2 separate regions of the Homo sapiens genome follow, and region 1 is linked to region 2. The links are chromatin loops, found by intact Hi-C in ENCODE. Cell type or tissue: ascending aorta. All regions are shown on one strand. Each heading gives the region's core, and the rest is flanking DNA. Links, peaks and the distances in the headings are about the cores only. Region 1 overlaps LOC101929710 (a long non-coding RNA gene). Region 2 overlaps RHOBTB3 (Rho related BTB domain containing 3).

What was found. A loop is a pair of places that touch in the nucleus more often than their neighbours do. Peaks named below come from ENCODE experiments on the same cell type or tissue, not always from the same donor. Only the 100,000 strongest peaks of a DNase experiment are listed, where the experiment ranks them.
Region 1: a loop joins it to region 2, with 4 times the contacts of the local background. A loop is called at or near these places in 45 of 110 quality-filtered maps.

What each region holds. Positions count from the first base shown.
Region 1 is chr5:96,339,984-96,350,453 of GRCh38, reverse strand. The region is part of intron 3 of LOC101929710 (a long non-coding RNA gene); the gene reads right to left. LOC107986365 (a long non-coding RNA gene) reads right to left here. Exons shown (of 2, transcript XR_001742457.1): 2 at 6,105-6,939. It also overlaps a transcript of CAST not described here. Among named protein-coding and RNA genes, the nearest start is that of PCSK1, 88 kb to the left of the region's middle. In ascending aorta, for the core only: a CTCF peak has its summit at 5,507 (motif pointing left); no DNase peak of the experiment used is centred there; H3K27ac peaks cover 94 bases.
Region 2 is chr5:95,775,883-95,786,352 of GRCh38, reverse strand. RHOBTB3 (Rho related BTB domain containing 3) reads right to left here. Exons shown (of 12, transcript NM_014899.4): 9 at 5,928-6,101; 10 at 2,390-2,556. Among named protein-coding and RNA genes, the nearest start is that of GLRX, 42 kb to the left of the region's middle. RefSeq lists an enhancer at 5,059-5,108. In ascending aorta, for the core only: CTCF peaks have their summits at 4,919 and 5,119 (motif pointing left); DNase peaks (open chromatin) are centred at 5,142 and 5,556; H3K27ac peaks cover 2,819 bases.

The DNA.
Region 1 (10,470 bases), core at 1,394-9,393, 560 kb before region 2:
AGGTGGGGGACAAAGGACAGAACTTTGTCCTCCCTCTGCTCACCTGAGATAAATGGATATCTGATTGCTTACTCTGATGTAAAATGCAGATTTATGGAGCCAGATGAAGGCATAAGTGACTATTCCTCTACCTCCTTCTCATACGTAAATTGTGTATTTGGTGAAAGGCTGATCAAAGACTCAAAAGAGTGCAACTGTTTGTCTCTTATCTACACACACCTTCTAACAATTTATTTCTCTTTCCCCAATATTTGCTTTTTCCCTTTAAATACTGAAGCCCTTAAAATTATCTTTGGAGAAAGGCACAGACTTGCCTCCTGGGCACACATCATTAACTTTGGCAAAATAAACTTTCTAAATTGATTGAGACCTGTCGCAGACACTTTTTGGCTTACAAACATGAGATCAGGAATTATGACCTTTCCAGTATAATTTGACAAATCAAGCAATTTAGTCGATTGTCAATCAAGTGTGTGTTATCTATCTAGTTTACTTCATCACCACGTTTCTATTCCTGGTCATTTGTGTAGATTAGACTGATGCTATTTCTCACCTAAGCCACTGCACTAGCTTATTCCTTTCCTTCTTGCCTTCAATTTCTCTCTCTCTCCATTCCAACTTCCACATAGCAGCTATTTTACTAAAGCTCAGTTCTGATGGTGAAAGTTACACAAACAGAAAGGAGTTTACTGGCTCCCTGTCACTTACAAAATAATGTCCAGTTCCTAAGCACACCCTTTCCTCAACAACTACAGGTCAATCTACTTTTTAGTCTTTATTTTCCAATGCACCTTCTTAGGTTTAATGAAGTATGCAATTGAAAATAGTGAAATTTTTTCAGCAGCTAACATCCTCTTATTTTGAAAGATACAAATTTATCTATTCTTCCTTATAAGTGTAAATGTCTTGCTGACGCCAAAGAGTTTTTAATAGACTCATGATAACAATTAGGCCTCTTGATACATATGAAAGACAAAAATACCTGCAGTTGATCCTTGATGAACAGTTACATGTGTTGCATCCAAAGGCTAAAAGTAGATCTTTTTAAAATTACAGCAAAATAATCATGCCACAGAGAGGTCAAGGAGAGAGAAGTTAATAATATTTAATTATAATCACAGGAAAATGGTGAACTCTTAATGCCCAAACATGAATATATTCTTAAAAGCAGTATCTCAATTTAGACCAGAGCAACCAGTCAACTTAAATTCCAGCTGAGATTTATTTTAGTTCAATTTTGCAAATTGTCCTAATTGAATTCCCTTGGATAGGGAACAGTTTATACTGATAACTAGCAAAAAAAAAAAAAAAAAATAGTGTCCTTGTTGGTTGAAAAGAAAAATGAGAGAGAGACCAGAAAAAAAAAATTATAGAATATTTTGTTGGTTTGTGTAATGTTCTATGTTTTCTCCTTCCTGACTTAATCCCTGTCCTTCCCAAACTCCCAAAATCTTCATTTTACTCTTCAGAAACCCCAGCTCTATGAAACAATTCTTCTACATTCTCAAACATGTCTTCCTTGCACTTTCTGCTCATAATTAACCCTAACTTCCCATGTGGAACACCACTTCCGTTACAGCCCTTTTGATAGAAGTGGCATATTTCCTAATTCCCCAGGTATCTCAGGGCTGGAAGTGGGTTCATGTTCCAGACAAATATTTTTCCAGCCTCTGTAAATCCTGGACCTGCTGAGTCCAGGCTTACAGTCTCTGTCTTCCTCATTGCCATTGCCATCTGCCTCCTCTGTACACCATCTGTCCTTTCTTTCAGACACTGTCCACCATCCTCAATCCTCTTACTTTCTCCAACCCATGAACTCTTAGCAAATGACCCTGTCTTCTACTGGGGGAAAATAAACCATCTGATTGGAACTATATAGCCTCAACTTCCCACCATCAAATCCCAAAACTATCATTTTCTCCACCTTTCTGTTGCAATATGGAGATTGTCCCTTACCATCAAAAGCAATTCCTTCATCTGGACTTAGAATCTTTTTCCCTAGAGTCTTCTCCTTAGGAATCAGGCACCAACAAATCTCTCTATCTCTCCCTCTCTCTCTCTCTCTCCCTCTCCCTCTCTCTCCCAGGCCTCCTTCAAACTAGCATTATTCATGTCTCTCCAAATTTAAAAACAAAACAAAGAGTAGAATAAAATATTCCCTTAATCCTATAGTCCTTTCCATCCATCATCCTATTTCTTCCCTTCCTTCTTCTGTTACCTTTCTTTACTTGGCTTTATTTACTTTCCTCCAACTCTTACTCTAAATCTGGCTCCTGGGCCCACCATGCCACTGATACTGCCCTTGACAAGGTCATCATTGACCTCCATGATACTACATCCGATGAATGCATTTGAACTTTTCAGCTTACTTAATGACTCAGCATCTGCCAATTCAATGAAATAATCCTTTACTTAAAACATTGTCTGGCATCATCTTTTGAAACTCGATTTCTGTCTTATTTGTAGGCAATACTTTCTCTATTAATCATTAACTATTGGGGTTTGGGGGTTTTGTAGGGAGGGCTCTCTCTGAACTACTGTGTTCTTCTCACTTCACCCTCTCTCCACATCATCCACCCTGATGGCTTCATAGTAGACACGGTTAGTGGCTGCACAGCTCTCTTCAAATCATCTTTACCAGTCTCTGTGCCTCTTCCCTGGTTTTAGTTCACTTTTGCTCCCAATGACCCTTCAGAGGATTTCCTGTGGGGTTTAGAACTGGTCTTATTCCATTGCTGGGATGACTCTTAGGAACTTGGTGTGGGATGATAAGGCTGACTCACATTAAATGAGGTGGAGGTACCAGAGTAGTCTTGCCAGAGTTCTAAGGAAGAGATTCAAAAGCCCAAGATGCAGGTATGCCAAAATGGTTCTGTATAATAACTGAGGACCCGCCAGTGATGAAGGAGAGAAAAAAACCAAGGTCTGATTTACAGATAGACCAGCTTGGTATGCTAGTACAAACAAAAATAGACTGCTGCTGCATGACAGAGGTCCCAGCTTTGAACAGGAGTGCACCTGGTCATCCACTTTGTGTGAAGAGAGTGGCTTGAAGGAAGGATAAGCACGGACTTCTGAGCAGTGCAGAATGGATCATTTGGAATTGAACTATTTGGATTGGAAGATTGGGAACAAAGAGATCTGGAGTAGAAACAGGTTCATGGACCCATAGGAATGGGCAAACTGTGTATCATGCATTAATGTCCATTAGGGAGTATTCACTGTAGAAGAGGCTCTACAAAACTAGATGGACAGGATGACTTGACTGGTAAATGTCAGGTAGCCCTGGCCACACCAGGGCTGGCACACTGGGCCTCCTCAAAGAATAGTCACGGATATTCAAATGGAGGCTCTGCGTGAGCCCAGTGGAAGGGTCTCCCTCCCACCAATGCTGATCTAGTTACTGCCACTGCTGAAACCCGTCTGAAAGATGCCCAGTATGCTATCTCTCAAGAAGACACCATTTAGTTGCAAATAATTCCTTTTCTACCTTGAAAAGAGAAGTGATTTGTCTTATCCAGGAATAGCATATTTTCTGGGTATAGGTTTGCCTTTCTGCCCGCAGTGCCTCAATTCACACCTACTATTCAAAGACTCACAGAGTACTTGATTTACTGACATGGAATCCTGAATAATATTGCATCAGACCAGGAAGCCAACTTATGACAGATGGGGGTCACAGAACAGGTGCGTGAGTATGGAACCCACCAATTCCCACATACTGTATAGCCCAGATATTGCTATTTTGATAGAGATTGGAACAGTTTCTTAAAGTCACAACTGAGGTGCCAGCTTACAGACGATACATTATGAGGTTTGGGTGTTGCTTTAGGATGTAGTATATACCTTCTACCAATGGTCATTATGTGGTACTGTGTATCCAGTGGTAGAATATACGAATCCAGGAGTCAAGGGGTAGAACTAGAAAGAGTCTGTTCACTTCATTCCTACTGACTCACTTGTTATTTGGGAAATTTGTGCTCCTAGAAACTGGACCTAAGACAGGCTTCAATTACAATCTCTACAGTGACAAAAGCCAAATCCATTATCTGATCCACAACTTTCTTATAAGCTCAAAATCTGAATATCTAACCACCTGCCTGATATTCAAATTAGATGCCTCACAGGTACTTGCAAGCTAATATGTCCGAAACAGCAGTCACGATCTCTGCCTTCCTGCAGAATATCATTATAAGTGAATAGTACTGCCATCTACTCAGGAGCTCAAGCCCGAAATCTGGAGTCTTCTTCAAAATTTTTTATTCCTTTATCTACCATAGCCAATCAACCATCATGTTTTAGCAATTTTATTCTTCTAAATGTCACTCATATTTTGCAATCGGAGGATGTTAGCCTACTGGCACCACCCAAATGCAAACTCCATCATTTCTCAATTGGATCATTGTGACAGCCTTTATGGTGGCAACCTCTAAAATGGTCCCCAGTGATCCCTGCCTTCTGATGTTCACACTGTTGTGTAATCCTCCCTACTTTTGCTTCCAATAAATAGAATACAGTAAACATGATGGGATGTCACTTTTACATGGGTTACAAAAACACCCTGACTTTCATCTTTCTCTCAGTCTCTCACTTTCTCACCTGTGTGGAAACAAGCTGTGTCATCTGGGTCACTCTGCCCTATGGAGATATGACAAGGAACTGAGGGAAGCCTCCAGCAACAGCCAGCAGGGAACTGAAGTCCCTAGTCCAACAGTCCCTGAGGAACTGAATCCCACCCATAGCCACATGAGCAAATGTGGATTCTCCCTCAGTTAAGCCTTCAGATGGGAGAGCAGCTCTGGCTGACATCTCAATTACAGCTTCATGAGACCCTGAGCCAGTGATACCCAGCTAAGGAACTGTACACCCAAAAAAGTGAATTTTACTGTAATAATTTTTAATTATGGGAATAATATAGTGTTTCTTAAGAGATACTGTAGCATGCATTTGCACTGAGTTAGACGTAGAAAGTGAAAGGACAGATCAAAGACAGAGCAATTATAATGGAGCCCAATGCTAAGTCGAAAGCTCAGAATAAGCTCAGAATCAAGATACAATCTCTCCAACCACAAATCTCCTGTTTCTGGTAGATTTGTATCAGTAAAATAGTGTATCATCCAACACATGTATTAAGCAAGCATAGATTAGGGACTCTTCAAAAAAGAGTAGGTTAGGTTAAGACTCTTCAAAAAAGAGTAGATTAGGTTAAGAAGCTCTTTTGGGAAGAGAAAAATTAGCGTATATCTGGAGGTCACTGAAGTTTGCTGAAACCATTGGGGCCAGTGAGACTGGTAAGACTCCTTGTTAGATATCATCTCCCATGACAATAACAGACTGATTAAATATAAAAGGGAGATCTCAAAATTCTAAACTGGAAAAGAAAGCGATGTGCAAAATACAAATTGAATTTCATTTCCATATCTACCCTCATACACATAAGCACATCAAGCCAGAGTAGAGCAGCAGAAGGGAACAAGGCAAGACTTCGACCAAATCATCTGTGTTCAAATGCTGACCCCTTGTGTCTACAAGTCATTATATCACGGTATTCTGTACTTAACCATGTGGTTTTTCAGCTCTATTTGTGTAAGCAATAATGAAAGAACCAATGCAAACAAATTTGAAATATAATTCAGCCTGGGGAATTGTACTTGGCACAGAAAATGTGTTGGCTCTGCTTCCATTCACCTCTGCCTACCTGCCATCCACCTGGTAGGTATTAGTCACTTGTTCCATTTCTCCCAAGAAGAAATACAATCATCAGATGCAAATTAAGCCAGCATATCCCCCACAAACTTAAGCAAAAATAAATGAAGACTAAAGGAAAAGTAGAGTATGTTTAATTTCTCACTAGGTCAAGGTCTGATTGTGAGAATAGTCTGATTGTGAGAATATTTACTCAGCCTGCTACCTGATTCGCATTCCTTTGAATCTGAATTCTTTTCATGGCACATGAGCCACTGCTTGCTTTCATGGTTAAGTTAATGTGTGAATTTGCTTCTCACACAATTTGATTGATGTCTTGCTTGGTCTTGGAGAGGTAATGAGATTACCACTTAAAAAATATAACCATTAGTACATGAGAAAAAAAACCATATTTGGAGAAATTGTCAAATGTTGCATTTACTCATCCATTCATTCCACACATTTGAATATATCCATGGCTATAAGAGAATAATCCTTGATTCCTTCCTCATCCCAATGCCCACTTCCCTCCTATACATACAGACTCATCACTAGAAACTATGTCACTCTTCACTATTGCTTTAGGGCTTGCGGTACTAGCCTTTGATATTGTCCCTTGGCCAGTCTTCCTACACACCCAAAATGTAGATTTGACATAAAGCTGCCAGCCTGACAAAGGCAGGACTATTAGTTCTATCAAGGTCACAAGGGTAAGTGTAAAATTACATTCAAGTAGGGGTTACGATCCAATTCCTTCAGTCATTAATTCATTCAACAATTATGTATTAAACATTGGTTTATCTAGACCCTACGATGAATAAACAAAGATGCTTGCCTTCAAGGAGCTCATCTTCCAGCTGAAGGAGACTGATGGTAAATTTAGAGTTAATTAGTGAATCATATAGTGCAGTAGAGCAGGATAAAGTAGATCAGCAGGAAGAGGTATACAATTTTAAATACAGTGTTTGATCAAATTGAAGACATCAACATTTGTAAATCACACCATTATTTTCTGGACCAGTAAGAAAAATAATGCCAATTAAATTGTGCTGCAATGCCTAAAATGGTAGTTCTGTGGCTTTGAAATGCATTTCATAAATCAGCAGGGATCTGGCAATTTCTTCTGCTTTCAGTTGCAATGCTTAGGAAGTTAAAGGCAATCCTTTGTGTGTTTCTCAGTAGCAAAATGAAACTCAGCTTCTTCTCCTTACAGGTAGCCTCCTTAGGCAAGCCCTGTAAAGCACATAGCTGTTGCTTTCAAAGGCAATGTAGAAATGAAAAAAGAAAAGCATGTTAATATTAACATCATTATTTTCAAACTAAACTCCTCTCAACCCCCTAAAAAGGTAGCAAGCACCTTAATTTCAGAAAATAGAACAGAACTTTAAACTGAAAACATTTAACATCATTTTATTAAAAAATCAATAAGTTGTCCTACTTTCTCATTTTCCTATCTTTGGTTAAAGAATTTATTTTGGCTAGGTGCCAGTATTGTGAGATCCATTTGGAAAATTGCAATCTACAGCTGAGGTCTTTAAATTTTTATCTTGTGTACCCCCTAAAAGAATTTTTAAAATCTGTAAATGTGTTTTTTTTTAGTGAGGTTAAAGATTTTCATCATCATTTTAACAATTGCAAACTATGTATGAGTGCATTGTACATGTTGCTATTTTAAAATAAAACTGTTAATAGCTCTTTTTAAAAATATGAAATTGTGATCATTCTTCTAGAAACAAAATATTTCCTTCAATACCAAATGTAAGCTTCATTGCCCTATTCCCACACCTTTCTTCATACACAATAACTTTTTGTCTCAATGCTCAATTACAGTATCATAATTTTAAAGACATTTTAAATGGCAATGGAATCAACTTATGCGGTACCAAAAATGCACATAACTCAGTGAAGCAATGATACTATGAACAAGTACAACAGGATTCCCGTAGGCTCAGGGCGTTTGTGGCATGATTGTGAAACACATCCCATTTTCAGAGATGTGCAAATGTGGGAAATAAAGAATTGAGGAGATATGGCTGGGTGATCTCAATGAGAAGGAGTCATACGGCTAGCTATGAGGGAAGAACCAATCTATGCTAGCTTGCAAGAAAAAGAGAATTCAATTCAATCTTATGTATGGGACTAGCTGCCTTTCCATTTTATAATTAGGGTCTGTCCTTTGACAAGTCTCCAAATAGACCTGAAATATGGACCTGGCTTAAAGGCAGGTAGGCAGAAGCCAGGCAGCAATGCGTCTTCTAAGGACAGTGGTTCTCCAAGAGTGGCTTCCAGATCAGCAGCCCCAGCCTCACCTGAGCACTTGTTCAAAATGTAAATTCTCAGGCCCCAATCCAGCCCCGCTGCATTGGAAAATATGGGGGTGGGCCCAGCACTCTGTTTTAACAATCCCCAGCTGGTTTCCATATGTGCTAAAAGTTGGGGAACCACTGCCTCAAAAACACCCCCAACCAACAATGAAAAAGCAGATGAGTTAAGTTTTTCTGTTTATTTCCTTTTTATTATCCTATTTGTCTATGAAGTCATATTTAAACTTCCAGGCTCTTCCCATGTGTCCTCAGAGGAATTAAGGAAGGAGGCCTGTGTTTGCTTGAGCCAGAATGTCCAGGAGGGCACACCTGGAGGGCATCATGGTGGTGGTGGCGGCAGCCACTCTATATTAGTGAGAATTAGTGAGGAAGAAGAATCTTGGGGAATACAGCCTTGGATTCAGTTTGGTCTCACATTGAGGACTGTACATTACCACCATCACTTGTTAAACTTAGGGGATTTGAGTTGATTTTATCAAGGAATTTTTTTCTAAGGTAAAGGTAATTTTTGGTTGGGAGAAGCTATTAAATCCACGAAATCATATTGTGAGAAAGTTCTTTTCAACTTCCCTGTACTCATCATACTGTCTAGAGAAAGTCTCCATTTAGTGTATTCAACATATCTTTAACACTTAACATAAGGAGAAAAAGATTTAGGCTCAGTGCCGTGGTAGGTTCATGTTCCTAGCTAGAATTCAATAATATTTTATTGTTTTTACCATTACTTCTCTTCCTGGATATCATTTATTATGACAGAGGATACTGGTTTTCCACTTGAAGTCATTATCTGAAAGTTTAATCTAAAGAAAGTTTATTTAAGTAAAACAAGCACCATTTGAAAGAAAAACACCCAGAAAGGGATAATAGAGGTGGTTTAAGGATACAGTATGTAAATGGGAACCACTATATTAAGAAGACTGTGGGTTGTTATCCTGGCACTTACACTAATGAGACTTCAAATTCAAAAAGAAAATTGTTATTTCGAATTTGACCTTCAGGCTGGCTTTCAGGTTTCAAACATAGTATCTTGAGCCTTAGTGAGTTATACACTGATTTGTAAAAAACAAAACAACAAACCAAAACCAAGCAGGGTGGAGGGGTGGGGTGGAGGGTGGGGGGATGGGAGTGGGCAGGAATGAAAGGAGATTGTGATCAAGATTTCTAGAGTAACATTTTTTAAGATGAAAACTTGAATTAAATGTATGGTAAGTGATACTTTCTAATGACAAGGGGACAAATAAGAAGACACAACTCTCCATTACTAAGAGCAATTAAAGTGCAAATAATTCCTTCTGAGAATCATGATTATTTACATGCTGGATACAAATTATCCTTCTGCATAGAATCTCACAGGCATTTGGATTTAAGAAAATCTAGTTTTATTAGTCCTAGGATCAGGATTTCTCTACTGAACTATTTCTGTTAACTGTTTTTCTAACTTCATATGCATCTGAAGTATACTCACTGAAGCTTCCTTAGACAAACATAGCAATGGTAGATTTTGACTATGAATTACAGACTATTTCATGTCCATTATCATTCATTTAGTAACGAGCATCATAAGTTCAGTATATAGACTTACAGCTGTAATGTAAGTTAATTTCTAAATGGAAAATAGTCATAGTATATACTGCGTAGAGCTTGGAGCAAATCTTACAGCTTACTGTTTTGGAAGATGTGAAAGTTTCTTGTAAAGTCAAGTAAATGATAATCAAAGTGGGAAGCAACATCCTCCTTTGAAGGGTGATGCTTCAGTGTGAAGAGGTTATAAACTGGGGTAAACAACAACAGCTCTTAGGCAACAAAGGAGGATTTACCTCGATTCTTCTCTGTTGGCCATTGCTCCTACCGGGACCTGGCAGTCAACGGAGTGAACAAACACATCACGAATATTACTGGATTTCAGAGTCTATTAGGAGCCAACAAGCTGATTCAATCCTTACTAAAAACCCACAGTTCCAAAGATTCAAAGCCAAGATCACTGAATTACTAACTCATTAAAAACGGAAATAAAAATTGAATCAGCCAAAGCAACTCAGAACAAAGATGAAAAACAAGTTAACCATGGTGGGGAGGGTAGGGGGAGAGTGGGGGTTGAGGGCAGAAGGGGCGAGCTGCTTTCAGCATCAAGTTCTTTCTACAAAAGGACCTGAGCTGAAATGAAACAGTTTGCCAGAGGCTTCTAGAGATAAAGGTGGACTCCCGCAGAAAATGTTCCAGATCCTGGGAAGACAACAGCGCAAATTAGATAAGAGTGTATCCTTGTTTAATAGTTGGCATTAGATGCTGCAAAATATAACCTTGAGGTAAATAGCAAAGACATGGCTTTCCTTCTTTCTCTTAATACTGACTGCTTAAAAAATTTTGCCCAGTCATTGTTTCCTGTCCGATTACCATAAAGTCTTTCTGTGATGCTTTCCTCATTGAAAGGCCATGAGTTCAGGCAAGACTTTTAAGTGTC
Region 2 (10,470 bases), core at 1,200-9,199:
GGCAGAGTGTTCAGAAATTTTGATTATTTGGAGAGCTACTGGGAGTCTAATTCTGCCAGAAGACAATTTCACTCCTAAAAGTCAGAGAAATGGCAAGGCAAAAGTTAACCAAATTCTGACCAACAGGGTGAACTGACTGGTGAAGTGAAATCTCAAACTAGGAACTTCAAAGAAAACTTGGGAAGAAAACTTCTGTTATCTGGAATTCACAATTGCCAAATTAGGAACCACCAGGAAAAGAATACAGGAAAACTGGTAAATTTAGGCTTAATCTTAGAAAATAAAAAGTCTTCAGAAACAAAATTCAAAATGAGCTTGTATCTTAGATTGTTTGAAATTCAAGGGGAAAAGATAAGGATAATCACAGAGTCAGAAACCAGAGAATCAGGGAAAACAAGTCAAGAATTTCTGACAGTGCAATCAAAAATGATTCTGATGAGGAACCAAGTGTAGGGGGGCAGTGAGGGGAGGCACCTAAAGAAATCAATGTGACCACACGGGAAGTTCTCTTATACATAAACAATTTAAGAAGATACTAAAAGATAAGGAAAAAGAAACTTGTGTCCAATTTTTTAAAAAGTATGAACAACTTGTTAGAATAGTATGAAAATGATACATCAAAAATGAACTGAGATTGTGAAACTACTAGAAAGAATTTTAAAAATTGTAAACTAAATTTAGAGGGGAGCTATTTATCATGAGATGAATGTAAACGTTTTACAAAAAGAGATCAGTGTTACTCAATTTTTTTTTTTTTTTGAGACGGAGTCTCACTCTGTCACCCAGGCTGGAGTGCAGTGGCACGATCTCGGCTCACTGCAAGCTCCGCCTCCAGGGTTCACGCCATTCTCCTGCCTCAGCCTCCCAAGTAGCTGGGACTACAGGCACCCGCCACTATACCCAGCTAATTTTTTTTTGTATTTTTAGTAGAGACTGGGCTTCACTGTGTTAGCCAGGATGGTCTCGATCTCCTGACCTCGTGATCCGCCAGCCTCGGCCTCCCAAAGTGCTGGGATTCCAGGCGTAAGCCACCACGCCTGGCCCTACTCAATTTTTAAATTTGTTTTTAGCCCTAATTAAATACATGTGATCGTAAGACTTGATTATGAGAGAAATGAAGTCCAAAATAGTTAAGGAGATAGTAGGAGAAGACCTAGATGCTTCAAATAAATTCCCTTCTATAAACAGAAGTGTTGATGAATGAATTCGTTTCAGCTTGGAGGCAAGCATTCAGCTGTCACAGATCTGGAATTTGCCCCATCATGTGGCTCCATTTTAGCAATGTGGATGGAGATAAAAGTTGTCATGCTTTTGTAACCCTGGACGTCAAAGTTGATAGGTATAGACATGTTGGATGCCAGATAATAGTTCAAGAAGTACTGACACTCTGTAGTGATTGAACAAATATATTCCTGTGAAAAAAACCTAGAGGGCTCGGCTTACCACAAGTTGAGTACACAAGAGTGTGCCATAACTACCACAAGTGCTGAAACTGTCTCGGGCAGTGGATGGAATGGCAGAATGGCCAACGGTAGGATGGCCCATCTGAATAAGCTTTCTGCTTCCAGGAATGAAAGAAAGTGGGAATAAGGATTTGGCAGGTTTTTGACTGTGAGCACATCTGGGGGTTTGGGAAGTAGATTTCAACACAGTAGTCCTAGTTTATTTACAGACCTGGCTCTGATTCATAATTTAGGGCCTCTGTAACTGCAGTTACTTAAAATTAACTTAATTATGTAACTCCCCCACCCCCGTTCTCTAAAATCAGTAATGATATAATTATTGAAAACAAAAGACTCCGAGCTTACAAGAGGCCCAGAAGAAGCATGTACACATACGGCAGTGATTGCTAATAAGGTGAGACATGAAAACAAAAGGCATTCTGCAAGGATAAATGAGGCACACCAATATCTCCTACATACAACTGAAACTTCAAAACATGTTCATTATATGGATGAAAAAATGAAGAAGTAAATTAGTTTAGCTTAACCATCGCTATCAGTATATATGGACCAATTCTGTCATTTCCCTTTTAGGAACCTGAAGATGTGATTGTTTGGGGAAATTCAACATAAATTCTATTTCCTACAATGCCTATGTGACATAGTATAGCACCACATTCAAATGACTCTACTAAGGGCCACTATTTAGTTAAAAAAATTCCGTATCTGGACATTTTGCCTCCTTATAAAAGGGACTGCACACAAACCCTAACGCTTCAAAATTATCTAGCCAGATAAACTGTTGTGAAGGCACTTTAGCCTCATTAGCCAAACTTCCAAACTAAGACTAGTATTAACGTATGTTAAAAAATGATAAATTTTAAAATAGTATAATTTGAAAAATATTTTATAAAAAACTAGGCTATCAGATACACAGAGTCAATTACCTTGGCCTTTTTAAGCAGGTCAACTATATCAAGGTTCATGGATGCCAGTTCCCTGCTTGGCATGCTCTGCAGCTGGGTAATGATGAACAGCTCACAGATGTGCTGCAGTCTGGACACTTGGTACATCTCGGCACAGATCAGGAGACACATGGCCTGGAATATGCCAGCTGATGAGAAAAGGGACATGAGAGAAAGTGGATGATGAAACCATTTCTTTAATGATCTAAACACCCCCCACCAACAAAAAACAACAATTAAAAAAACATGCTGACCGTAGCATCCACCATAGAATAGAATGGTTAGGAAAAGCCTCGAGGGAGTCAGCATTCTGCACTTTTATTCCATTTTATCTTTTTTTTCTTTCCTTTCTTCTTCTTCTTTTTTTTTTTTTTTTTTTTTTTTGTAGAGACAGGTCTCACTATGTTGCCCAGGCTGGTCTTGAACTCCTGAGCTCAAATGATCCTCCTACTTTGGCCTCCCAAAGTGCTGGGATAACAGATGTGAGCCATCACACCCGGCCTATTATTCCATTTTAAAAAGAAGGGCCGGCGCAGTGGCTCACACCTGTAATCCCAGCACTTGGGGAGGCCGAGGTGGGCGGATCACGAGGTCAAGAAATCAAGTCCATCCTGGCGGACATGGTGAAACCTCATCTCTACTAAAAATAAAAAAAAATTAGCCAGGTGTGGTGGCGGGCGCCTGTAGTCCCAGCTACTGGGGAGGCTGAGGCAGGAAAATCACTAAAACCTGGGAGGCGAAGGTTGCAGTGAGCGGAGATCATGCCACTGCACTGCAGCCTGGGCAATAGAGCAATACTCCATCTCAAAAAAATAAAAATAAAAATAAAATAAAATAAAAATAAATAAATAAAATAAAAAAGTAAAAATAAAAAGAATCCAAGCCTTCATACTCAGAAGTGAATCTATTTTTTTTTAATTCTTCAGAAAAGGTGATTCTATAATTGCCCTTAAAAATTAATTCCAGGACTATCTGGTAAATCTTTCCGTTAGCTAAACTAGATCCTTGCCATTTTTTTTTCTTGACATTAGTCTTCAGGTTGGTTGGTTGGTTTGTTGTTTTGTTTTTATTATGATAAAATAAACATAACATGAAATTTACCATTTTAACCTTTTTTTTTTTTTTTTTTTTTTTTTGAGATGGAGTCTCACTCTGTCGTCCAGGCTGGAATGCAGTGGTGCGATCTTGGCTCACTGCAAGCTCCTCCTCCTGGGTTCACGCCATTCTCCTGCCTCAGCCTCCTGAGGAGCTGGGAGCACAGGCGCCCACCACCACGCCCGGCTAATTTTTTTTGTATTTTTTGTAAAGACGGGGTTTCACCGTGTTAGCCAGGATGGTCTCGATCTCCTGACCTTGTGATCCACCTGCCTCGGCCTTCCAAAGTGCTGGGATTACAGGCATGAGCCGCCACATCCGGCCCATTTTAACCACTTTTAAGTATATGATTCATTGGCATGAAGTACATTCACACTGCTGTGCAGTCATCACCACCACCATCTCCAGAACATGTTTCTTCTTCCCAAACTGAAACTCTGTACCCAATAAACACTAACTCCCTGTTTCCCCCTTTCCCCAGCCCCTGGCAACCACCCAATTTGGCTGGGGGTTTTTTCAATACTTCCCTAGAAATCTGGTTTTTCATGTAATTCTCGTTCTTATCCCTCCTTACATTCTTACATTCTTTTGTAGCTATGGAACCAAGAACACTGTGTATGGTGAATATTTAACATAATAACATTACCTGTCTTCTGTGATCTTCCCAATGCACAGATTCCAGTATCTGGCTTAACTTTTTGATTATTCATTTTGACTCATTTTTCCCTAACACACTTTTGCCAATTTTTAAAAATCCTATCATTATTACTGCTTTCCTCTGTAATATTTTCTAATTAGCAAGGTAAAACTTAATATTAGCAGCTTCAATTACTTGAGTGAGAGGATGACTGAAAATCAAATTTTCCTATTACTCCAAATCTGGTCAATTTGTAAATTTAATATACAGATTTGCCAACAATGAAATAATAAACAATAAGCTTTATTTCCAAAAAGAACAAATGCTTTCATTTTTATTAGGCAAAAATACTAAGTCTTTTTTTGAGACGGAGTCTCACTCGGTCACCCAAGCTTGAGTGTGGTGGCGCCATCTTGGCTCACTGCAACCTCTGCCTCACAGGTTCAAGCGATTCTCCTGCCTCTGCCTCCCGTGTAGCTGGGATTACAGGCACACGTCACCATGCCCAGCTAATTTTTGTATTTTTAGTAGAGACGGGGTTTCACCATGTTGGTCAGGCTGTTTTTGAACTGACTTCAGGTGATCTGCTCACCTCAGCCTTCCAAAGTGCTCAGATTACAGGCATGAGCTACGGCACCTGGCCGTAAGTCAGTCTTTAACACTGACAGAAACAACTGCAACTGGCTCCAAAATACTCTACAGAAAGCTGCAAGCCCAGAATTAATTTAATCAACACAAATACATTTGCTTCTTTTTGAACTTCTAAAATCTTTCACTAGAGGGCTCATGACTTGTTTAAAACTTATTTCAATACCCAGTGTAAGAAACCTTTCCATTCTAAAAATTAAAGCAGTGAATCTGAAGAGAGGTCTGGCTTGAAATGTGTGTTTGCTTTTTATGTTTATTAGGGTGCCTGACCAGGTTCTCTAATCAAGGTCTCAGGCTCCTGAACTGAGCTCCACGGGGCCGAATCTAGTTGTGCTTGTGGTGGGAGCCATCTGGTGGCCAAAGGCTGAAGACTACTCACAGAGGGCTTCCCTGCCAGCATCCCAAGCAAGGCTCCAGGCCTGTAGAAAAAATTTTGCTATTTCTTCAAGTGCCTCCAGCTAGAAGAACCCTGCTGGATCTGTTCCAACCTAGAGCTGTCACAGATGTTTGGTTCCTGGTCAAAGATAGTCCTTGGTCAGTGAATTTGGAAATGAATCCTACAGTCCACTGGGTATTCTAAACATCTCAAGAAAAGTTTTCAGAGAAGTCAGTTTGAGGAGTTTCTGACTTTAGCAGAAGTCAGAAGGAGGCCTTTACAAATCCCACATCCTCTGGGCAGAAGGAAGACCAAAAAAGTCTCAGAATATTGAAAGTCCTTAAAAGTGCCCCAATCAGAAGTCACAGACATCAAAGCAGTTGCGCAACCCTCCTCTTCTTGTGGAAGAGACAGCGCTCCAAGTAACAATCTGCCCCGATCTCTAGAATTACGGTAGCCATGGGTACCACAAGACACCTCCATTTCTAGTTGCCTACAGTGATCCCCATGCTGTAGGTGCTGGCTGGGACATGTGAACTTGTGCCGGCGTCGGAGACCCATAAAAGGCACCCAATCACTGCACTTCCACTTGAACTGAATGAAAATTCATTGTTGTTCCAGCACCACCTCTAATTGCTTAGTACATTCCGTGATGTCAACTAATAAATCTTAAATGAAAATAGATTCCACAGAGTGCAATTTAACAAAATGGGTGGCAAGGAAAGAAAGAATTCTGAGATACTATCAACATTTGTATTGCTAACCTGGGCAGCAGGAGTCTGTGTACAGGTATTCTAAAAATGACAAGAAAGTCTCTTTGGAAACACCATAAACGGGAATCAGGACACTCTTTGCTTCCATGTAATTACCATTAAACATGGCTGCCATCACTTCACAACGGGCCACCAGGATGGCCCTGTGGGCTGGCACTGTCGTACCTGAAAGGTTCAAAAGGGAAACAAGAAACAAGTGAGATAAACCTGCAGGGTTATTCCAGCAATTTTCCTTCTAATTAGACTACCACATTAGGGACAGCTAGGCTGATATGCAGAATCTGAATTTGGGAGTGATAACTACCATTAATCCAGAAACTTCTTAATTTTAAAGGGAGCAATAAAGAAAGTTCAGATGTTGACCTTGAAACCAACAATTTGCAAGTCAAGACAACAATTTGTTACTTAGTTTGTATTTCCAGAAATAGAAACACTGAAATGAAGTATTTTGCTTCATATTTTTATAATGAAACATCAATCCTTTCCAATTGGCTTGAAATATTAATAATACTACCCGTGCCCATGTGCCTCCCAAGAAAACAACCCCATTACCCTTCTGGGCCTGACTCACAGAACCATCTTGGCCATGCTTCCCCTTATCTGAAACAGGAAACTGTAAGAAGTAAACCATAAGCTGTCCGTACACCACAGTAGGAATAGCAAGAGGATCTCTTGTGGAGCCAAGGAGAGCATTTCAGACTTAATGAAAATCTGGAAGAGGATGACCTTAATCCCTGCAGTCTCCCCAGCACACTACTTCCTCAGGCAACCATTCTGTCTCACCTGAACAATGCCTGCTGCTGGGAGAGCCAGTGCTACGTTGAATTTTGAGGGCTCTCTCAGCCCATACTGCTCACTGAACTCACCGAACTGAATTAACTCTCTAGGAAAAGCTTGCTAGGCTCTCTAGCTACTGCTGCACCACACAAAGGCAGCGCTGGATAGGGCCGTGAGTGGCCAGGGCTCTCTACTTCCACCACCTTAGAAAACCACGAATACACACTGCCAGCCTTCAGTTCAGCCTGGATCACTTCAACAGATTATTACCGAGAATCAGCATGTGCCAATCATTGCATTTGGAATTGAAGACACAAAGAGGAGGAAGACAAAGCTACCTCTGCTTTGGAGCAGTTTTTACTTTCGTAGAAGACACCACAGCCAGTGTGAGTGACAAAGCTGTCGCATTCCAGGAAGTAACTCTCCAACCAAACCAAGCCACTCAGCCCTGCCCAAGAGTTTACCCACACATCTCTAAAATCTCATACTCATCAGGGATATATAGTCTTCTCTAAAGCATTTACAATTATTGGGTTCTTCATCCCTTTTAAATCCAAGCACAACATCTCCTGTCTCAGGAAAGAAGAAAAGAGTTACATCTAAGCCCAGTGGCTTTTTCCAAAGCCAATAATCACTCAGGATCTATAGGCAACACCTGGCACTGCCAGCTCTGAGCCTACTGCTCGGCACTGCCATTTGCACAGCCACACCTACCTGAGGAGCAGGGAAGTAACTTGGGAAGCCCTCCCACCCAGTCAACACTCACCTCCTGGCAGGCACACTCCCCTCCTCGCCTCACTGGGACAGTGTCCCTCCACCGGGAAGGACCAGTTTCCATAATTAAAGCAAGCTGGCTGTATTTGTATACAGCAGTTAATAAAGAATACAAACAGGTCATGCCATTTGACTTGTAATTGTAAGGTTTTAAAATGTTAAAGATAAATAGGGCACTATATTTTTAAAAATTAGAAGCATGACTTAAATAAACTGGATGATCTATCACTTGGGTTAAGCACAGGGATTTAAGATCTACCAAAAAATACCAAGTAGATAGTTGATGGGGGTAGAATTTGATAAGTAACCTTGAAATTTTAACAGAAATTGTTGATAATGTGGTTATAACAGAGTTGCAAAACCCAGCAACAAAACACTCAGTACAGTTAGCTCTCCGAATCCATGGGTTCCACATCCACAGATCGAACCAACAGAGAGTGGAAAATATTCAGAAAAAAAAAAAAACCCTGCAACTGTATTGAACATATACAAAGTTTTTAAAAAATTGTCATTATTCCCTAAACAATACAGTATAACAACTATTTATATAACATTTACATTGTATTAGGTATTGTAAGTAATCTAGAGATGATTTTCAGTATGCAGGAGGATACTCATAGGTTACATGCAAATACTAAGCCATTTAATATCACGAACTTGAGCGTAGCGGATCTGGGTATCTGCAGGAGGTCCTTGGAACCAATCTCCTATGGACATTAAGGAACAACTGTACTTTTTTTTTTTTTTGAGATAGAGTCTTGCTTTGTCGTCCAGGCTGGAGTACGGTAGCACAGTCTCACTCACCACAACCTCCGCCTCCCAGGTTCAAATGATTCTCGTGCCTCAGCCTCCCGAGTAGCTGAGATTAGAGGCATGCGCTACCATGCCTGGCTAACTTTTTTGGTATTTTTACTAGGGACAGGGTTTTGCTGTGTTGGCCAGGCTGGTCTTGAACTCCTGGCTTCACGTGATGCTCCCACCTCAGCCTCTCAAAGTGCCGGCATTACAGGCGTGAGCCACTGCACCCAGCCAACTGTACCTTAAAGCATTTTTAAGCCTATTTCAAGGTTGGAATTTAGTTTGGAAAACCATTACGCTTCCTGTTAAGAAAACATCAACTTCAGTTTTTCACCTCTTTAAACTACTGTTTTGATGTTATAAATTGTTCTGTTGTGAAACTGTAATACAATACCTTAGTATGGTTAGATCTTTCAACACTGTATATAAAAATATGCTGAAGGAACATAATGCGGTTTATGGTTTACGTACTAACTGGCAATAGGATACAGGTAAAGAAATTACTTAAGGAAATGGAAGATAGCATTTTCTAGTTAAAAGATAATCATGTTCCTTGAAACTGTCAAGGCCAAACTATCTTTTCTTTGTAGTATTCATTTGATGTTACAATTTTAAGAATTTTTTTCTAAGGAAAAGAACTACAAGAGTGAAACAAAAATGAAAAGCCCAAGTTTTCTAGTCACTTTACATAGATTATCAAGAATCTTTGACTGTTTACTAAAATAAAATACATTTGTCACACTTTCTTCATACTATTTTCCAGGTTTCAAAAGTGAAATTTTTAGAACTGTTTTTGGTTTCATTCCTAAAAAAGGATACCTACCTAGCTCAAGAGAGATCCAAAATATGTACTAGCTAAGTAAACCAGAAGGGAATGTAATTTTCTAAAGAACTCTTCATGTGACAGACTCATATCAAAAGGACATCCGTACCTCTCTAAATATTTACCAAGACTGACTTTAGAACTGCTATAGTAATTTTTTTTTACACGCCAAAACAACAAATTGGGAGTGGTAGAGAAAATATATATATTTGAGGATCACCTATTACAGGGGATGGTATCCCATTTTCTATCCTAGGCTAATTCCAGCCAGTTTTGGGGGAAGGCCTGGGACACTTTAAAGGAAAGATTGACTGCGAACGTGGGTTCAGCAGGAAAAAGTACAGCGATCCACCAGTACTAGCTGCCACTGCAGGTGAAGAGGAGTGGAGTCTGCAGGTGAAGCCTCTGCTAGTCCTTTGTATGCACTATCTCAACCCCCGTGACCACATCACAAAGTCGGAATTAGTATCCCTATTTTATAGGCAAAAAACCAAAAGAACCAGAAATGTAAAGTAACATAGCCAAACCTACATAGTAAGTATGCATCCAAGCAAAGATCTTAACCAGGCCTTTCTGACCCATGGCACTACCACCTCATCAAGGTGCCTCAGTATATCAGTTCTGGTCTAAATTGTTCCATAGATTCCATTCTCATTTAGTTTTCCTTAAACCGCTCATGAGGTTAATATTCACGCTCAAAACTGGAGTAAAGAAGCCAAAGACTTATTACATGTCACTTCAAATTTATTATTATTGCGTGAAATAATTACAAAATATAATTATAAAATAAATTACATTTTTTAAATTTATTTTTTTATTTTTTATTTTTATTTTTCTTTGAGACAGAGTCTCACTCTGTCTTCCGGCTAGAGTAAAGTGGTATGATCTTAGCTCACAGCTTCCTCTGCTTCCTGGGTTCAAGTGATTCTTGTGCCTCAGCCTTCCGAGTAGCTGGGATTATAGGCGTCTGCCACCTTGCCTGGCTGATTTTTGTATTTTTAATAGGGATGGGGTTTCACCATGTTGGCCAGGCTGGTCTGGAACTCCCGACCTCAGGTGATCCACCCAACTTGGCCTCCAAAAGTGCTGGGATTACAGCCATGAGTCACCATGCCCAGCCAAAACATTACATTTAGATAGATAATCATCTAATTTTTAAATTATTATTCCAATTACTTCCCATAAATTTGTATTGATAATATCAAAGTTACATTCCAATGTGAATTATTTCACAACTATGAATCTTTTGAAGTGTGTATTTTGCATCATAAATATTTTAAGTGTATAGAAAAAAATTGTAAGTTTATCTTAAGACTTCACTGTAACTTAAAAAAAGTTTATAATTAAGATTTGAGACTGATT